2 separate regions of the Homo sapiens genome follow, and region 1 is linked to region 2. Evidence: chromatin loops called from intact Hi-C (ENCODE). Cell type or tissue: Caco-2. All regions are shown on one strand. Links, peaks and the distances in the headings refer to the core of each region. The heading gives the core; the rest is flanking DNA.

Region 1 (9,157 bases), core at 835-8,834, 71 kb after region 2:
ATGGGCCAGTTGTAGTACAAGATTACCCTTCCCCATTGAATTGCGTTGGCATTTCTGTTGAAAATCAACTGACCATATATGTGTATGGGTCTATTTTAACATTCTCTATTATGTTTTATTGATCTATATGTTCCTCTTTATGCTAATATGGCACTGTCATGATTCTAATAGTTGTATAATAATTCTTGAAATTAGTATAAGCCCTCCAAACTTATTGCTTTTTATTTTTGAGATGGAGTCTTGCTCTGTCACTGAGGCTGGGTTGCAGTGGTATAGCTCACTGCAGCCTCAACCTACCAGGTCAAGTGATCCTCCTACCTCAGCCTCCTGAGTAGCTGGGACCACAGGCACATGCAACTCCCATGCACGACTAATTGTTTGATGTTTTTGTAGAGACGGGGTCTCAGTGTTCCCCATGCTGGTCTTGAACTCCTAGGCTCAAGTAATTCTCCCCACTCAGCCTCTCAAAGTGCTGGGTTATAGGTATGAGCCACTGTGCTTGGCTATTGCTCTTTTTCAAAAAGTTGTTGTGGCTATTATAGGTTATTTGTACTTCCATATAAATTTTATTTTATTTTTTTGAGACAGAATCTCACTCTGTCACCCAGGCTGGAGTGCAGTGGTGGGATCTCGGCTCACTGCAACCTCCGCCTCTCAGGTTCAAGTGATTCTCATGCTGCAGCCTTTCAAGTAGCTGGGATTATAGATGGGCGCCACTATGCCTGGCTAATTTTTGTGTTTTTAGTAGAGACAGGGTTTTGCCATGTTGCCCAGGCTGGTCTCGAACTCCTGGCCTCATGTGATCCACCTGCCATGGCCTCCCAAAGTGCTGGGATTTATAGGCATAATCCACTGCTCCAGGCCCCATATAAATTTTAGAAGTAGGTTTTCCATTTCTATTGGGATTTTGACTGGGATTACATTGAATCTACAGATGAATTTGGGGAAAATTAACATCTTGATATTCTGATCAAGGAACATGGTATATCTCTCCATTGAATTTTGGATCATCTTTTATTTCTTTCAGTAATAAGTTGTTTTTACTGTATAGCTCTTGCACAGATTCTTTTAGATTTATCTTTAAATATTTAATGTTTAGCATTGTTTTTAAAAATAATTTCCAATTGTGTGTTGCTAATATATAAATTACATCTAGATAAAGATTTTAATTTTTTTAGGTCTTATGGGTTATTTACATGTGTGCCTCCTGTTTGATCAGACAACATACCTTGCATAATTAAAATACTTGAAGAATTATTGAGATTTATGTTATGGCTCGAAAAATGGCCTATGTTGCCGGGCGCGGTGGCTCACATCTGTAATCCCAGCACTTTGAAAGGCCAAGGCATGTTGATCACGAGGTCAGGAGTTCGAGACCAGCCTGACCAACATGGTGAAACCCCATGTCTACTAAAAATACAAAAATTAGCTGGGCATGGTGGCGTGAGCCTCTAATCCCAGCTACTCAGGAGGCTGAGGCAGGAGAATCGATTGAACCCGAGAGGCGGAGGTTGCAGTGAGCTGAGATTGCGCCACTGCACTCCAGCCTGGGCTACAGAGCGAGACTCGTGGAAGGAAGGAAGGAAGGAAGGAAGGAAGGGAGGGAGGGAGGGAGGGAGGGAGGGAGGGAGGGAGGGAGGGAAAGAAAACACTCTTATATTTTGGTGAAGTGTTCTATAAATGTCAGGTTAAGAAGGTTGATAATGTTTAAATCTCCTATATCCTATAGCTCTTTCTGTATACTTATCATTTTAGTATGATATCATTTTAATAGAATCTCTGACTATAGGCCGGGCGCGTTGGCTCATGCCTATAATCTCAGCACTTTGAGAGGCGGAGGAGGGTGGATCACAAGGTCAGGAGATCAAGACCATCCTGGCTAACACAGTGAAACCCCGTCTCTACTAAAAGTACAAAAAATTAGCCAGGCGTGGTGGCGGGCACCTATAGTCCCAGCTACTCGGGAGGCTGAGGCAAGAGAATGGCGTGAACCTGGGAGGTGGAGCTTGCAGTGAGCTGAGATCGCGCCACTGCACTCCAGCCTGGGCGGCAGAGCGAGACTCCGCCTCAAAAAAAAAAAAAAAAAAAAAAAGAATCTCTGACTATAAATGTGGATTTTTCTCTTTCTCTGTTCGGTTCTCTTAGATGATGCTTCATGTATTTTGAAGCTCTGTTATTAGGGGCATAGATGTTTAGGATTGACTCCTTTATCATTATATAATAATCTTCTTTATCCCATGTAATACTCATTGCTCTGAAGTATTTGTTGATATTAAAATAGCGACTGCAGCTTTATTTTTACTAGTGTTAGCCTAATATATCTTTTTCTATCCTTTTGCTTTTTGAAAGACTTTTGCTTTTAACCTGTTGGTGACTTTTTATTTAAGATGGATTTCTTGTGTATAATGTATAGTGGGACTTGGTTTATATCCATTCTGATAATCTATGCCTTTTAATTGGGGTGCTTAGACCATTTATATATACTGCAATTATTGATATTAGTGAGTTTAAATCTCCCATCTTGCCCTTTATTTGCTACTTTTCTCATCTGTTTATTGCCCCTTTTCTTTTTTTTTCTGCTTTGTCTTGGATTGATTATTTTTGTTATTCCATTTTGCCTTCTTTATTGGATTATTTATTATGCTCTGGAAGTTTTAACATTTTCTCTTTATGTTTTTTTTTTTTTTTTTTTTTTTTTTTTTTGAGATGAAATCTCGCTATATTGCCCAGGTTAGAGTTCAGTGGCTGTTCAAAGGCATGACTATAGCACACTGTGGCCTTGAACTCTTGGCCTCAAGTGGTCCTCCCACCTCAGAATTCCAAGTAGCTGGGACTACAGGTCACCTCACCCGTGATATTCCTCATCTTTCCTCTTTTGTGCTCCATGGTCCCTTTAAGATCTTCGTGTTTTTTTTTTTCTTTAACTATTACCCCCCTTTTTTTTTCTTTTTTGTAGAGATGGGTGTCTCACTATGTTTCCCAGGATGGTCTTGAACTCCTGTGCTCAAGTGATCCTCCAGCCTCAGCCTCCCAAAGCATTGGGATTACAGGCATGAGCCACTATGCCCACCTTCTTGTTTCCTTTTATTTTTTCTTCTTTCTTTTTTCTTAGAGTCCAGTTGTGTGGATATTGGAATTTCTAATTTTATTCTTTGAATTTCTTAGCTTTTCTTTCATATTTTAAAAAATTCTTGTCCTTTTCTTCTTCATATTGAGAGATTTCCTCATTCTGATATCTCAATTTGACCATTTTCTTCTATTTATCCCAACCAATTGCATTGTGTTTTTATTTTTTAATTTTTATTTTAGCTTGTTTTTTAAAATGTTGTTTGTTCACGTTTTATATTGCTAATATCTTTTCTTATGTTCTCTAATATATTAATTGGTTAATTTAGAAGTTCCTGGTTCTCTGTTCTGTTTACATTGGATCAGTAATTGAGATGTATTGTCTTCTTGTGAAACAAATGCCTTATTACTTTGGGCTGTGAAATCATTTTTTCCTGGGGATACTGGCTATCCTGTTAGGCAGTCCCTTAGAACAGAATGTTCAAAATGTCCAACTGTCCAAACCTGATTCCCTCCAATGAGGTCGGGAGTGACTGCGTGTTCTTTTGGACAGAGCCCCGGGCACTGGGAAATAAATCATTCCTCCTCGCCCCTCGAAACAACTCCACAGCTCAGACCTTCAGCTGTTGCCTCACAGGCAAGTATATAGAAAGAGGTACTTACCAGAGTGTAATTTCCAAACTTTTGGAGTTTGGAATCACATCGGTGGGAAAAAAAAACTGCCAGAGGTCAGTGGGTAACTTATGTTTTTCCTCAGTTTTTCACAAGTTCAGAATCTCAAGGCTGCTCTACAACTGAGTCCTGAGTTTCCACCTGTGCGGCAACATTTGTTCCCAGGCTATGGCAGGGGTGAAGGAAGTGCAAAAGGACCAACCGATCCTCTCCTGTATTATCTTCTTCCTGCTTGTTGGGTTGACTTCTACTCTAGGTCGGAGCTGCCACACCACCTCTAAGCAAACAAGTTCAAAATATCCCTCCCCACCACGAATCCATAAGGGTTTATTTATTATTTTCCTATAGTTGTCTACTCTTGTGATCTTGGGAAAAGAGCCAGCAGCTTTCCCAGAAATAAAAAACAGAATTGCTTTTCAGGTTTTTGTTGTTGTTCCTGTTTTTGAGACGGCATCTTGCTCTGTCGCCCAGGCTGGAGTGCAGTGGCATGATCTCGGCTCACTGCAACCTCTGCCTCCCAGGTTCAAGCAATTCTCCTGCCTCAGCCTCCTGAGTAGCCGGGATTATAGGCGCCCACCACCACGCCTGGCTAATTTTTTTATTTTTAGTAGAGACAGAGTTTCACCACATTGGCCAGGCTGGTTTCGAACTCCTGACCTCAGATGATCCGCCCACCTTGGCCTTCCAAAGTGCTGGGATTACAAGTGTGAGCCACTGCGACTGGCCTGTTTTTCAGTTTTTTTATGTATCATTTTAAGTTTGTTTCTTGTAGGCATCATATTAACAACTTGATATATATTTTTTGATTTGTGAATTTATCTTATTCATATATTTTAATTACTTTTATATTAGAACATATTTTGTTTACACTGTTTTTCCTTCCACCCCTCTCTCTTTTCTTTGGCATTCCAGCAAAACAAAAGTAAGAATTATTTAGTACCCAGAAGTGGAGATTTCATATACCTGTACTTATGGTTAGGAATGCCTGTTCTGACTGTTACTTTTCATTGAAAGTAAAGGGTGCATCTCTCTCCATAAATATGACAGGAATAATCAGATCACAGTTTTAAAAATATCGTCTTTTAAAATAAGAAGCACATTTGAACTTACCTCCCAAGTGGCACACAGATTTGACTTGTGATATAACCATTTGCCATTCTCATCTCTAGGGTATATTTCATCTCCTGGCTGAAAAAAAAAAAAAAAGAATAAATGTAATTCATTTTATTTATATCTGGGAATTAAATAATAGAATTTAGACTTCCCAGTCTTCATAATTGTGAGCAATCAATGTCTATTGTTTCTAAATCACCCAGTCTAAAGTATTTTGTCATAGCGGCCCAGCTGGATTAAGACACCTGCCCATGCTTCCTGGGATGCCAGTACCTGTCTTGTGTGCACTGTCCTCTCACTCTGTACAGCTGACACCTGCATCTGTTAGAGGACAGACCTCAGGCTACTGGGACTTGTGTATCTACTCAATTAGATGTGCCCAGGAATTTACACCCTGCTCCCCCTGCTGGGACAGCCTTTGAACTAAAGTTACAAGTATCAATATTTGTTTCTTTGCCTTGTGACTGTGTAATTCTGAGATGTGAACAACTTTGTCTCCAGAGCTTTCTGTGACATTTAGCCTAAGTTGCTCTCTGTAGGACTCTGATTTCTACCTCACATCTGCTTAACCTCTTATTTTTCAGCCACATTTCCCCACTCCCTTAACAGTACTTCGAAATAAATCACTCTTGTATGCATTCTCTTCATCTCAGGGTCTGCTTCTGGGGAAATCAACCTAACGGGCTGTATGCAATAGGGGAGAGCTGATGGTGTCTGGGACTGGGGCAACTGCAGTAGAGAGGAAAAGAAGGGAACAGATTAGCACATGAATGAGTAGTAGAGCCAGCATGCCTTAATGTTGGCTTGGAAATGAGGTGGGGTGGTGGGAATGAGGGAGAGGGAGAAATCAAAGATGATCCCAGATGCCTTGGGTGGTTGGTGGTAACCATTTCTTGAGGTTGGGGCTAGGAATCCAGAATATCATTTTGGATATTTTGACTTTGAAATGGTCACTAGACATTCAAGTGGATATTGAGGGAGGCAGTTGAACAGAGAAGTCAAGAGCTCAGAGAGAGGTCATGGCTACAGATAAAATTTGGAGTCATTAGCATGTAAAATGGTATTAAATCCACATGATTGGATTAAGTCACCTATAGAGAGAGTGTAGCTAGTAAGACAAGAATATTGAGGGTAGAGGACTGGGCATAACAACATTTGGAAGCTGGCAGAGAAGAAGCTGCCAAAGACCATGAGAGGGTCATGAGATGTCACGAACACCATGAGAAGAAAATGTTTACAGAAGAAGGTGGTAGTCAACTGTATTGAAAGAGATCAAATAATAGGAAGACAAAATGTCTATTGAATTTGGCAGGATGAAAGTCTTTGTTGACTTTGGTAATAGGGATTTTCTTATTGGGAATTGCTGTGGTTTAAATGTGTCCCCCCTAATTCATGTGTTGGAAACTTAATCCCCAGTGCAACTGTGTTGGGAGGTGGGGCCTAATGGGAGTTGTTCAGTCGTGGATTAATGCCATTGTAAAAAGGGCTCAGACGAGGAGGGGTGCTTTCTTGTGCTCTTTGCCCTTCCTCGTTCCAGCATGTGATGACATAGCAAGAAGGCTCTAGTGAGGTGCTGGTACTTTGGTCTTGAACTCTCCAGCTTCTAGAACTTTGAGCCAATACATTTCTGTTTATTATCTATTACCCAGTGTCAGGCATTCTTTTTTTTTTCTTTTAAAGGAAATGTTTCTGAATGATAGCATTCTTTTTCCGTTGTTGTTGTTTGTTTGTTTTTGAGACAAGGTCTTACTCTGCTGTCCAGGCTGGAGTGCGGTGGCATGATTATGGCTCACTGTAGCCTCGATGTCCCCAGGCTCAGGTGATCCTCCCATCTCAACCTCCTGAGCAGCTGGGACTACAGGTGTGCACCACCACACCTAGCTAATTTTTTTGTATTTTTTTTGTAGAGACCAGGTTTCACCATGCTGTCCAGGCTGGTCTCGAACTCCTAGGCTCAAGTGATCCACCTGCCTTGGCCTCCCAAATTGCTGGGAATACAGGTGTGAGCCACTGCACCAGGCCTCAGGCATGCTTTTATAGCAGCACAAAACAGACTGAGAAGGGAATCAAGCAATTGGACAAAATCCATTATGCTCTTAAATTTGTTCCTAATTTGGCCAGGCGCAGTGGCTCACACCTATAATCCCAGTATTTTGGGAGGCCAAGGTGGGCCGATCAGCTGAGGTCAGGAGTTCGAGACCAGCCTGGCCAACATGGCAAAACCCTGTCTCTACTAAAAATACAAAAATTAGCCGGGCATGATGGCGGGCGCCTGTAATCCCAGCTACTCAGCAGGCTGAGGCAAGAGAATCGCTTGAACCCGGGAGGCGGAGATTGCAGTGAGCCGAGATCATGCCACTGCACTCCAGTCTGGGCAACAAGAGCAAGACTCCATCTCAAAACAAAACAAAACAAAACAAAACAAAAATTTTAATTTTTTCCTCTAGCATTTCACCTTTGTGAAACTCAGTTTTCCTTTATGGAAAACATTTTCCCCATTGTCTGCTTTAGGGAAAGACAATGTCTTTTCAACTTCCTCCCATCTCCCTGAGAGCAGGGAACAGTCCCTTTTCTCCTTGATGCCACATTATTATTCATGTTAATTATCCATTCTGTCTCTGATTTCTAAGCACTTTGAATTTCTCAACACTTATGACCCACATTTCTGCTCCATATTTCTTACCTTGTGTTTCCTAATTTTACTTACCTTCTGAATGGCCTTATGCCTCCATCATGAATTCTGTTACGTGATTTTTACTTTCCCAGATTCTAATCAGGTGGTTATCAAGCCTGAACCCACATTAGATACCTCTAGGTGTTTCCCTTGACCTTCCATTGTGCCTATTTTACTCATCCTTTCATCCCGATAAGCCTCTTTGTCTCTTTCCTTCATTCCTCTTCCTCACAGTCAGGTATTATTGGAAGAATAACCCAACCCTTTAAAAATCTATGCTATTGACTCTCATTCTTGTTCATTTATCTTTTAAACATGTCATAATTTTTAATATTTTGTTGGCTAAAATTCTGTCTGCTTGACACTTAAAAAATAATAAAGTGCTAAAAATATTTTAGCAAAAAAGATTTTTTGTTTAAAAAAACTTAAGATTCAAAAAGCATGTGAAGTCAGGTATGGTGGCTCATGCCTGTAATCCCAGCACTTTGGGAGGCTGAAGTGGGAGAATGGCTTGAGGCCAGGAGTTCCAGACCAGCATGGTCAACATAGCGAGACCCTGTCTCTACAAAAGAAAAATTGAAAAATTAGGTGAGTGTGGTGGCACACACCTGTAGTCTCAGCTACTTGGGAGGCTGAGGCAGGAGGATTGCTTGAGCCTAGGATCTCAAGGCTACAGTGAGCCACACACCACTGCAGTCCAGCCTGGGTGACAGAGCAAGACTGCCCCCCCACTCTTTTTTCTTTTTTTTTCCAAGACAGGGTCTTGCTCTGTCACCCAGGCTGGAGTGCAGTGGCGCAATCTTGGCTCACTGCACCCTCCACCTCCCCAGCTCAAGTGATCCTCCCACCTTAGTCTCCCAAGTAGCTGAGACCACAGGCACATGCCACCAAGCCTGGCTAATTTTTGTATTTTTTGTAGAGATGGGGTTTTGCCATGTTGCCCAGGCTTGTCTCAAACTCCTGGACTCAAGTGATCTGCCAGCCTTAGCCTCCCAAAGTACTGGGACTACAGATGTGAGCCACTGTCCCCGGCTGACCCTACCTTAAGCAAACAAACAAACAAACACCAAAAAACATGTCGTACTTAAGCTTCAAATATTGATTTCCCAATTATAGGTTCAGTTGGAAGGTAATGTCACTATATTGTGTCATTTCTCACTGTTAAAATTTTACCTTTTGTGCCTTTGAACCCATCAAAAATAAGAATAGAAATTATCTATCAAGTCCAAAAAGATGTAAATGTCATTAGTTAGTCACAGAGAAGTAAATTTTATTTTCTCACTTTTAAGTAGAGTCATGTGCTGCATAATGACATTTTGGTCAATGGTGGACTGCATGTATGATGGTGGCCCATAAGATTATAATAGAGTTTAAAATTCCTATCACCTAGTGACATCATGTTTGTGGTGTTGCTGGTGTAAACAAACCAACTGTGCTGCCAGGTATATAAAAGTAGAACACACATAATCATGTATAGTATATAATACTTGATAATGATAGTAAACAATTTCTGTTTTTACTATGGATACAACTTATATATTTGTTCTACTACACTTTATCATAATTTTAGAATGTTCTCCTTCTACTTTTAAAAAATGTTAAGTGTAAAAAAACGCCAGGCAGGTCTTTCAG
Region 2 (9,157 bases), core at 875-8,874:
ATAAGGCTTTAACAAAGTAGTTTCTTTTGAGAGAAGCATTTTGTTATGGAGAACAGAAGTTTCTGGGCTTATTTCAAAGTGGTTACTTCTTCTCTCCACCTGCCCTACACATGAGGAGATTTTCCTGTGTTCTTCATTGTAAGAACCTAATGGGACTTCCGGAGGAAAACTCATGAAAGTATCAGGGGCGGGAGGGCAGGGGGGTGGGACGGTGTGCCTGAGATTGAGCCCATAATAGTTTTTAACTCGCAGGCTGGTCCACACTCAACCTCCAGCACTTAGTCAGTTACAGTTTAAATGTTCCCACAGGCTTCATCTCTGTCAGCTTCTGCTCCTAGTAAGCTGTGATTCACCTGTCTCTCCAGCTTTTGATGTGGGAGTTTGCTCTGTGACCTAAGTTCTCTGATGGTTCTGAGAAGAATTGCTGAAATTTAGTCTGTACAGCATCTTTTCTTGTTGTAAGGATGGGAGTGATGACTTCCAAACTCTTTACATATTTGTTTGAAAAACTCAAATCATTTTTCCTCACACCACCACCACCACAACAGAGAAGACTTCTGCGACCAAATGTGCGTGGGTTTTCCCCCATACCCTAAGAAACAGACACCAGCTGAGTGTCTTTTAATTCAAGTCACTTTTGGTGCTATCTTCCTGGAGATGGCTTCAGATCCCACATGTTGAGGGCTCAGTCCCACAAGACTGTGTGCCCCCACCCTGACTTTCTTCAGACACCAGTTGCAAGTTCAGGCCTCCAGAAACTTCTGACCAATCAGCTTCAAGTTGGGGTTTCCGCAGCCCCCTCTTCGGGTTCAGTTAATTTGCTAGAGCAGTTCACAGAACTCAGGGAAACATTTACAGGTACTGGCGTATTATGGAGGTTCTTACAAAGGGTACAGATGGAGAGATGCATAGGGAAAGGCATGTGAGAAGGGGTGCAGAGCTTCCAGGCTTCCCTGGGTTCATCACCCTCTAGGAACCTCCATGTTTTCAGGTACCTGGAGGTTCTCCAAAGCCAGTCCTCTTGGGCCTTTTATGAAGACTTCATTGGATAGGCATAATTGACAGCCATGTAGAGATGTGATTGAATAACAGGGTATGATCCAAACCCAGTAAGGCCTGTCTGTTCAGATTCTTCTTGGCCTCTATGGGCAGTATTCCTTCTTCCAGAGTACAGGGCAGAACCCCTTCTGAAATGAGGGTCTCATGACCCATAGTCACATGAGAGTTCTGCCTTGGGCAGGTGCAAAGAGGTCAAGGAGAAGGTCAGAGAGCAAGATTCTGGCTTTTTTGTTGTTGTTGTTTGGTGAGATAGAGATTAACTCTTGTTGCCCAGGCTGGAGTGCAATGGTGCGATCTCGGCTCACTGCATCCTCCGCCTCCCAGGTTCAAGTGATTCTCCTGCCTCAGCCTCCCAAGTAGCTGGGATTACAGGCATGTGCCACCACGCCCAGTTAATTTTGTATTTTTAATAGAGACAGGGTTTCACCGTGTTACCCAGGTTGATCTCGAACTCCTGACCTCAGGTAATCCGCCCGCCTTGGCCTCCCAAAGTGTTGGGATTACAGGCGTGAGCCACTGCGCCCAGCCGGAGAGCAAGATTCTGTTTACTGAAACAAGGGTTATGGGAGTTATGAGCCAGGACCTATAGGCAGAAACCTAATACCACACTATCAGAATGAAAATCTGACAGGCCTGCATGTTTCTGGCCATAATATCTTCCTATTGATTTCATTTTGGGGTCACCCCTATGCAGGACTCAGGCTCAGCTGTGGTCTAAGGGTGGCTTTCCAAGTTCCGCCATCTTCAGGTGACTCAGAATAGGAGTTTGGGGCTCTTTCCATCTCTGAGTCACTCTCTGCCAGGTAGCTCTGAGCCATGGCTATGCAGCGGCTCCCATGCAGGCCAGCTCTGTACACAGGAGTCATCACTGTTTTGGCTATGGCCTTCCTGCTTCATCCCATTACTTTACAAACAGATTCTAGCAATTCTCCTGTTTTTTGACCCACCTGTACCCCACCTATGGGGTGTCTTGGGGCCTCAAATTCCCAGAATTTTCGAGCTTCAGCATTGTGAATCCATTGTCATTAACTCCCTCTTGCTTCCACATATCCGGGTGGACTCCTTTTAGGCACTTTGATTTCAGAACTGCTAAAAGATAAACTGAGGCAGATTAATTTATTTTATTTTAGACAGAGTGTCACTCTGTCACCCAGGCTGGAGTGCAGTGGTGCCATCTCGGCTCACTGCAACCTCCTGGGTTCAAGTGATTCTCCTGCCTCAGCCTCCTGAATAGCTGAGATTACAGGCTTGCACCACCATGCCTGGCTAATTTTTGTATTTTTAGTAGAGACGAGGTTTCACCATGTTGGCCAGGTTGGTCTCGAACTCCTGACTTCAGGTGATCCGCCCGCCTTTGCCACCCAAAGTGCTGGGATTACAGGCATGAGCCACTGTGCTTGGCTGTCACATTAAAATTTTAAAGAGTTTACTTGAACAAACAGCAGTGCGTGGGTTGGACAGCTCCAGATCACAGTACCGGACAGAAGACGCAGGAGTGAAAGGCTTTTATAAGGTAAATGTGGAACCAGGGCAAGACAATATTTGGTAGGTGAAAGTGGAGCAGTAGCCATATTTGGATCATTCCAGTGGAAAGTAGTTCGAGTTTGAGGTTAGATGGCAGTTTCAGAGTGGTTAAGCTTCAGTTTCATTTTCCTTTAAGCTAGTCACTTACAAAAGAGAGCCCAGTGCAGTGGCTTATGCCAGTAGTCCTGGCTACTTGGGAGGCTGAATTGGGAGGATCACTTGAGTCCAGGAGCTCAAGACCAGCTTGGGGAACATACTGAGACTCTGTCTCTATTTAAACAAACAAACACACAGACAAACAAACACACAAACAGATGTATTTGGGTTAGGTTTTGGTTTGCTCATGTAGGAACCTAGGACTTCAGAGCCACCCCTAACTGCCTCCTATTAAATTATTTTAACAGTGCTCTCTGGTCTGTTACACCAGTTGCCAATCTTTCCTCTTCATTCCAGCTCCCAGTTTTGGGTTGATGCCTTTTGTCCTCCGCACTCCTATTCTCTTTGGCCATTTGGGCTTATGAGTCCTACTACTTTACTATTATTCTTAGTGAAATTTGTAGATGAACAGTGGCAAACATATATGTTCAATTGGAAACATTTTTGTCTTGCCTGATTCTTTTTTAACGACATAATTATCACCAGAAGGCAAATGTTCTCTAGCCGACTCTCAATTGCACTGAGAAAGAGAATGGCCAGCTCAGTATTTTGAATTTCATCAAGCTTCTTATTAAATACAAGTGTAACTTACATGTCTATCGGTACTGTCAGCCTGACGAAATCAAAGCTAATACTTTCTGATTTTCACAGAATTCTGTCATTATCTGGTGTTTCCTGAAGCCTGAAGCTCTCCTTTTATGATGTGTTTGATGGCTATGCTTGAGGGAGGCAGGATAGTTTTCAGGCAAAGGTGGCACTGTTATTAGGTGCTAGATGAAGGGTCTAAGAGAACCTCATAAATTCTTCAATAGAAAGCTGCTGGCTTATTCACATCTGCAGGGTCCCTGCTGCCTTTGTGTTTGGAATTTAAAACTATTCCCAAGGTATGTGTGAGCACTGTTCTTTGTTCACGTCCCCCTCCCCCACAGTATGGTGATCTTTCACAATCCATTATCTGTTTTCTTTTGATAGGATTTCTTTTTGGCGGGGGTATGATAACTTTGATTTTGCTTCTGTTCCATTTGTTCTGATTTCCTTGGTAATGCTTGCTTTCCTTTCATCTTTGTCATCTCTTCATTTTATATGTTTTATTTCAGTTGCAGTGAGTTTTGTCGTATTATTTCTCTTAGGAAAGTCTATTCTGGTTTAACAAAGAAAAGTAATGCTTTCCTTTACCTCACTGAGAATAAAGTGCATATATATTTTGCTACAAAAAAAAATCTATGCTTTATGGAGGAACTCTATTAGGGGTGGGGTGGGCTGGGCTGAGATTTTCGCTTGAGCCTTTACTACATTGCCCTTCTTTTGTTTGTAATAGGGAGTTAATTTTTTTAAAATCCTATGTCTTGTTTGTTTATTTTTGTTAAAATTATCTGATTTTTTTTTTTTAAACCAGAGGAGAGGAGTGCTGGTTTTAAGGTTGGTGACTTAAAACCTGATTGATTGTAAAGAGAAGTATCCAGAGACAATATTAAAATAAACTTGGCCCTGAAAATGTTGCTTTTTGGTTTCCATTTACTTTGGAGGTCTCCTGGAGCAGAGGAAAGATTACAGAATGGAGCGCCTCCACAGAGTCTTCTGTGGGAGTGTTAGTCATTCAGTATTTCTCAGTTGCCTTTGTAGATGCAAATTATCAGTTCAAATCATCTAAGCAAAGGAGAAAAAAAAAGACCTCTCCAAGTCTAATCTGAGAAGAAAATCTCCTCGGGAGTAAAGTCTCAGTTCAGAGAACAAAGGAAGAAAAGACCAAAGGATTATTTACCTTTGACTGCTTTGGGGGATTCCGAGGCCACCAAGCATACAAATGCAAAAGAAAGCTTAGGGCTAGACATTCCTTTCTCTACTCTTTCTTTCTTCTTCTTTTGTGCAATGCAATAGACAGACCTGCCCAGAGGCAAGGGAGCTAAGGAGTTTCTAAACTTGAGGTCGGGGGCAATGCAGTAGTAGTATTATAAAAGCCTTTGTTACTGATTAAGGTCAACAGGGTGAGAAAATACAGAAGCTAGAGAGAAATCTTTATGGGAATGCAATCTAAGGGTGCTACATTTGGGAAGATGACTAGTAATTTTTCCTCCTAGGAGAAAGAACAGGAGAGGTCTTTTCCTTTAGAAGATTCTGATAAGCCAACAAATAAGCCAAACTGAGAGAGGCAGCTTTCCCAACATCCAGCCTCCCCATGGGAATCACAGACTGTTGAGAAGAGGGTGTTTGTTATTCATAATGGCTGAGGCTAAGACAAAAGTGGATTTGGGCTCCCATAGCAATCCCCAGGCCTTAATCAAATGTTCTTTTTTTTTTTTTTTTTGAGACTGAGTCTCACTCTGTCACCCAGGCTGGAGTGCAGTGGCACAATCTTGGCTGACTGCAACCTCCACCTCCCAGATTCAAGCGATTCTCCTGCCTCAGCCTCCAGAGTAGCTGGGATTACAGACATGCACCACTACACCTGGCTAATTGTTATATTTTTAGTAGAGATGGGGTTTCACAATGTTGGCCAGGCTGTTCTTGAATTGCTGACCTCAGGCGATCCACCTGCCTTGGCCACCCAAAGCTTTGGGATTACAGGCTTGAGCCACCGTGCCGTCTCAAATGTTCCTCTCAAAGTCAAATAGTGAGTCTTACCTTTTATAATTACAGAAATACAGATGTTGCCACAAGTCAGACAGGGAAATACAAAACAATATCCCAGAGAAATCACCATGGGAAAAATGAAGGTGTCTGTACATTAGATTATCTTTACGTTTACTTTAAAATGCTTCAGCATGGATAGTGTGGTGTGATGTGTTCTAGTTGCTTTCATTCTTTACTTAGGAATAGTTAGTTGGGCATTTGAAGAGCCCTGACTGAAACTGGCTTTGCAAAAGTATGACAGAGAAATTGGACGTGGCTGACTGCATCTTGCTTCTAGCCTCACAGGCTGGCTGGCTTTGCTCATTCGTGGGTGTGGGCCAAGATAACTTTGGGAGAAACTTAGTTTATAGTTTAAATGATAATAACCTTCCCCCAAAACTAAACGATTCTTGTAAAACTAATGAAAGGCCATGAAGTTAGGAGGATGAGAGGGGCTTAAATTCTAAATAATTACCAGCCATTATTATGGAGGTCGTAAGATTTGCAACTTCCCCAATTACTCTTGCAGACAACATCACTATTGTAGAAACTAAGACTGGCCTTTTGAGATGTCTTTTCAGGTTTTTGCATTTCTGACAATGGATGGCCCCACCTGGACCTGCCAACCAGTCCTGTGGCCCCAACCCAGGAACTTACCCACCATAAGAGGGCAGCTTTGATTCCCTATGATTTCATCTCTGACCCAACCAATCAGTATGCCCCTACCTTAGGCCCCTGCTCATCAAAAGATCCTGGGAAAAACCCTAATCTTTGAGCCTTTGGGGAGATTGAGTTGAGTGATAACAGTCTCCTGTGTGGTGTGGCCAGCCTTGTGTCAATCAAACTCTTTTCTTTACTGCAATGGCATGGTCTCAGAGAGTTGATTTTGTGTGTGCAGCAGGCAAGGAGAACCCATCAGGGAGTTACATAATTTGGATATATGGGTGAAGGAAGTCCTCTCCTCCATTCTGAAGATTTGAGGCTGAAAGTCTGGGGAAATAAGCTGGCAATAGACAGATTAAAAGGAGAAAAAAATATATATATACATTTTATTAACATGCAGAAAGGCATCACATGGAAGTTAAGAAACTACCCAATAACTCAATGAGACCTAAAAGCTTTTATATTCCCTTCATAAGAGAGAGGGAAGGGGAGTATGTAGGCAACCTAGGGAGAGTAAATGATTATGAAAAGTACGAATCAGCCTTCAGAAGAATAGGTTATATCCTGTCTGTAGGAGGTGCTAACCTCCAGCTTTTTCTAGGTTTGACTTCTGTTGTGTGTTAATCTTCACGGATAGATAAAAATCCCCAGGAAGCATTTCTTGACAATTGGCTTCCTTCTGGAGAATCTGCACTTAGTCAGATAAGGGAAATTCAGGAAAAGCCCCTCTGTGCGTTTGGCATTTCCCAAATGACTTCAGTTTGAAGTAATCAGCATACCAATGCTGCATATTTTGGGGTGATATTTCTGAACTCTCTCAGGAAAAATATACTCCTGGATGGTAGGTTAATATTTGAAATTGTCAGTTCAGGCTTGGCTTGGTGGCTCACGCAGGTAATCCCGGGACTTTGTGAGGCCAAGGTGGGTGTGGATCACTTGAAGTCGGGAGTTCGAGACCAGCCTGGCCAACATGGCAAAACCCCGTCTCTACTAAAAATTCAAAAAAAGAATTAGCTAGGCATTGGGTTCATGTCTGTAATTTCAGCTACTTGGTGGGGGCTAAAGCAGGAGAATCGCTTGAAACTGGGAGGCAGAGGTTGCAGTGAGCCGGGATCGTGCCACTGCACTCCAGCCTCAGCAACAAAGTGAGGCTTCATCTCACACACAAAAAAAGAAATTCTCCATTCAGAAGCCACATTCCAGAAGGATTAGATTATGGCTCCAGTCGTCTTTATCTCATATCAATCCCAGGGGGTTTGTTAATTAGCATAAGGGATGTTAGAAATGATTTTTTACTGGTAAAATGAATTCAATTTTATGTGGATTGGATAAAAATGTCTTATGGATACTCTTGCCTTTGCATAAATGAGGTGTAAAAGTCCAGCTAGCCTGTCTATTCATTTTGAATTATGTCTCCAGGCTTGAAATTCTAGACTGTTTGAATTATCTCTCCAGGCTTGAAATTCTAGACTGTAGTGAGAGAATTTTTCACCTGACTCTCATTTGAGAGTTAGTTAATCCTGCTCCAAAGCTGGAACATGGTCCTCCTGTCTCTGACGCTCATAAGGTTCTGTGGGAACACTGAAAGGTCAGAGAGCTAAGACTTCATCAAGCTTATAAAACGGGTAGTATGACTATTTGGAGGGCCTGATTGCTAATACATATTTATACCCATGGCTGAATGAGGTCTGAAATTTGCTTTCATTATAACATACCATTTGGAATTGAAGTCTCTATGGTTGTCACCAAATTCTAATTACTGGAAGCTTTGGAGAGCTAATCATAAAGCAACTAATAAGGGTGTATGACCAAATTGGCTTAAGTATCTTGAAAACAGCATTGAAGCTACTTTTTTTTTTGAGATGGAGTTTTGCTGTTTCACCCAGGCTGGAGTAAAGTGGCACAATCTCAGCTCACTGCAACCTCCATCTGCTGGGTTCAAGCAATTCTCCTCAGCCTCCCAAGTAGCTGGGATTATAGGCACCCACCACCATGACCAGCTAATGTTTGTATTTTTAGTAAAGACAGGGTTTCACCATGTTGGCCAGGCTGGTCTCGAACTCCTGACCTCAGGTAATCCACCCCCTCCCCCGCCCTTGGCCTCCCAAAGTGCTAGGATTACAGGCATGAGCTACCGTGCCTGGCTGCAGCTACTTCTTTATATGATTCATGGCTTTTGGCCACAAATGCATGCAAGTAACTAGATGAATACGTATATTACTTGCATGTGCATTAAAATTATTTCTTCTTTTTCAAATTATTCCTTCTTTGCACCAGCTAGAATTTAAATATATCTACCTGATTCGGAGCATTTGGCAGAGATATTAGAGATGGAACAAGATCCAGAGAGGGTCTAATGAAATAATAATTGTGGTGGCACATGCCTGTAGTCCCAGCTACTTGGGAAGCTGAGTTTGGAGGATCACTTGAACCTGGGAGGCAGAGGTTGCAGTGAGCCCAGATTGCACCACTACACTCTAGCCTGGGTGACAGAGTGAGACCCTATCTCAAAAAAAAAAAAAAAAAAAAAAAAAAAAAAAAAAGAAAGAAGAAAGAAAAAACCTTAATAATAATTATATAATTATAATTATAGTAAAAGTAGCAAGTAGCTTTTTCCTTTTTGCAAAATTAATTCTACCTTTCAGCATGTACAAAAGTACATTCTAGAAAGATTAAAGAAATAGATATAAACACCATAAAAATCATGGAAGAAACACATAATATTTTAATCTTGGGGATAAGAAAATCATCTCAAGCAAGAAACACTTGAGAAAAAAATAATTTTTGCTCACTAATCTCTAGGTTCATGGCTGAGGCCCCTATAACAAAATACAGATTCACAAGAGAAAATCATACACATATTATTTATACGTGGTATGGAAGCCTTCATAAGGAAAGGAAGACCTCCCCCAAATGCATAAATTTGTATATTCTTTATGCTAGGTTTGATGAAGAAATATGATTGAACAAAGGGAGAATGATATCATTGAGAGAGGAAGGAGGAAGAAACCAGTCAGGCAGGCAGTTATGGTGGGTCCTTGGTTGAATCTTTTCAAACAAAAGAACAGCCAGAAAAATCAAGCTGCAGGCACAGATAAGGGAACTTGCACAGCGGCACTTGCCTAAGACATGCCCACAGCCACAC

What was found. A loop is a pair of places that touch in the nucleus more often than their neighbours do. Peaks named below come from ENCODE experiments on the same cell type or tissue, not always from the same donor. Only the 100,000 strongest peaks of a DNase experiment are listed, where the experiment ranks them.
Region 1: it touches region 2 in a loop (2.3-fold over the local background); 3 of 110 quality-filtered maps call a loop at or near these places.

The regions. Positions count from the first base shown.
Region 1 is chr7:138,093,635-138,102,791 of GRCh38, reverse strand. It overlaps AKR1D1 (aldo-keto reductase family 1 member D1), which reads right to left. Exons shown (of 9, transcript NM_005989.4): 4 at 4,849-4,926. Among named protein-coding and RNA genes, the nearest start is that of AKR1D1, 22 kb to the right of the region's middle. In Caco-2, for the core only: a CTCF peak has its summit at 5,304 (motif pointing left); DNase peaks (open chromatin) are centred at 5,231 and 6,372.
Region 2 is chr7:138,164,951-138,174,107 of GRCh38, reverse strand. LOC107986749 (a long non-coding RNA gene) reads right to left here. Exons shown (of 3, transcript XR_001745033.3): 3 at 8,623-9,157. Among named protein-coding and RNA genes, the nearest start is that of MIR4468, 46 kb to the right of the region's middle. RefSeq lists enhancers at 2,494-2,613, 3,312-3,987, 4,069-4,939, 9,094-9,157. In Caco-2, for the core only: no CTCF peak of the experiment used is centred there; DNase peaks (open chromatin) are centred at 3,617 and 4,527.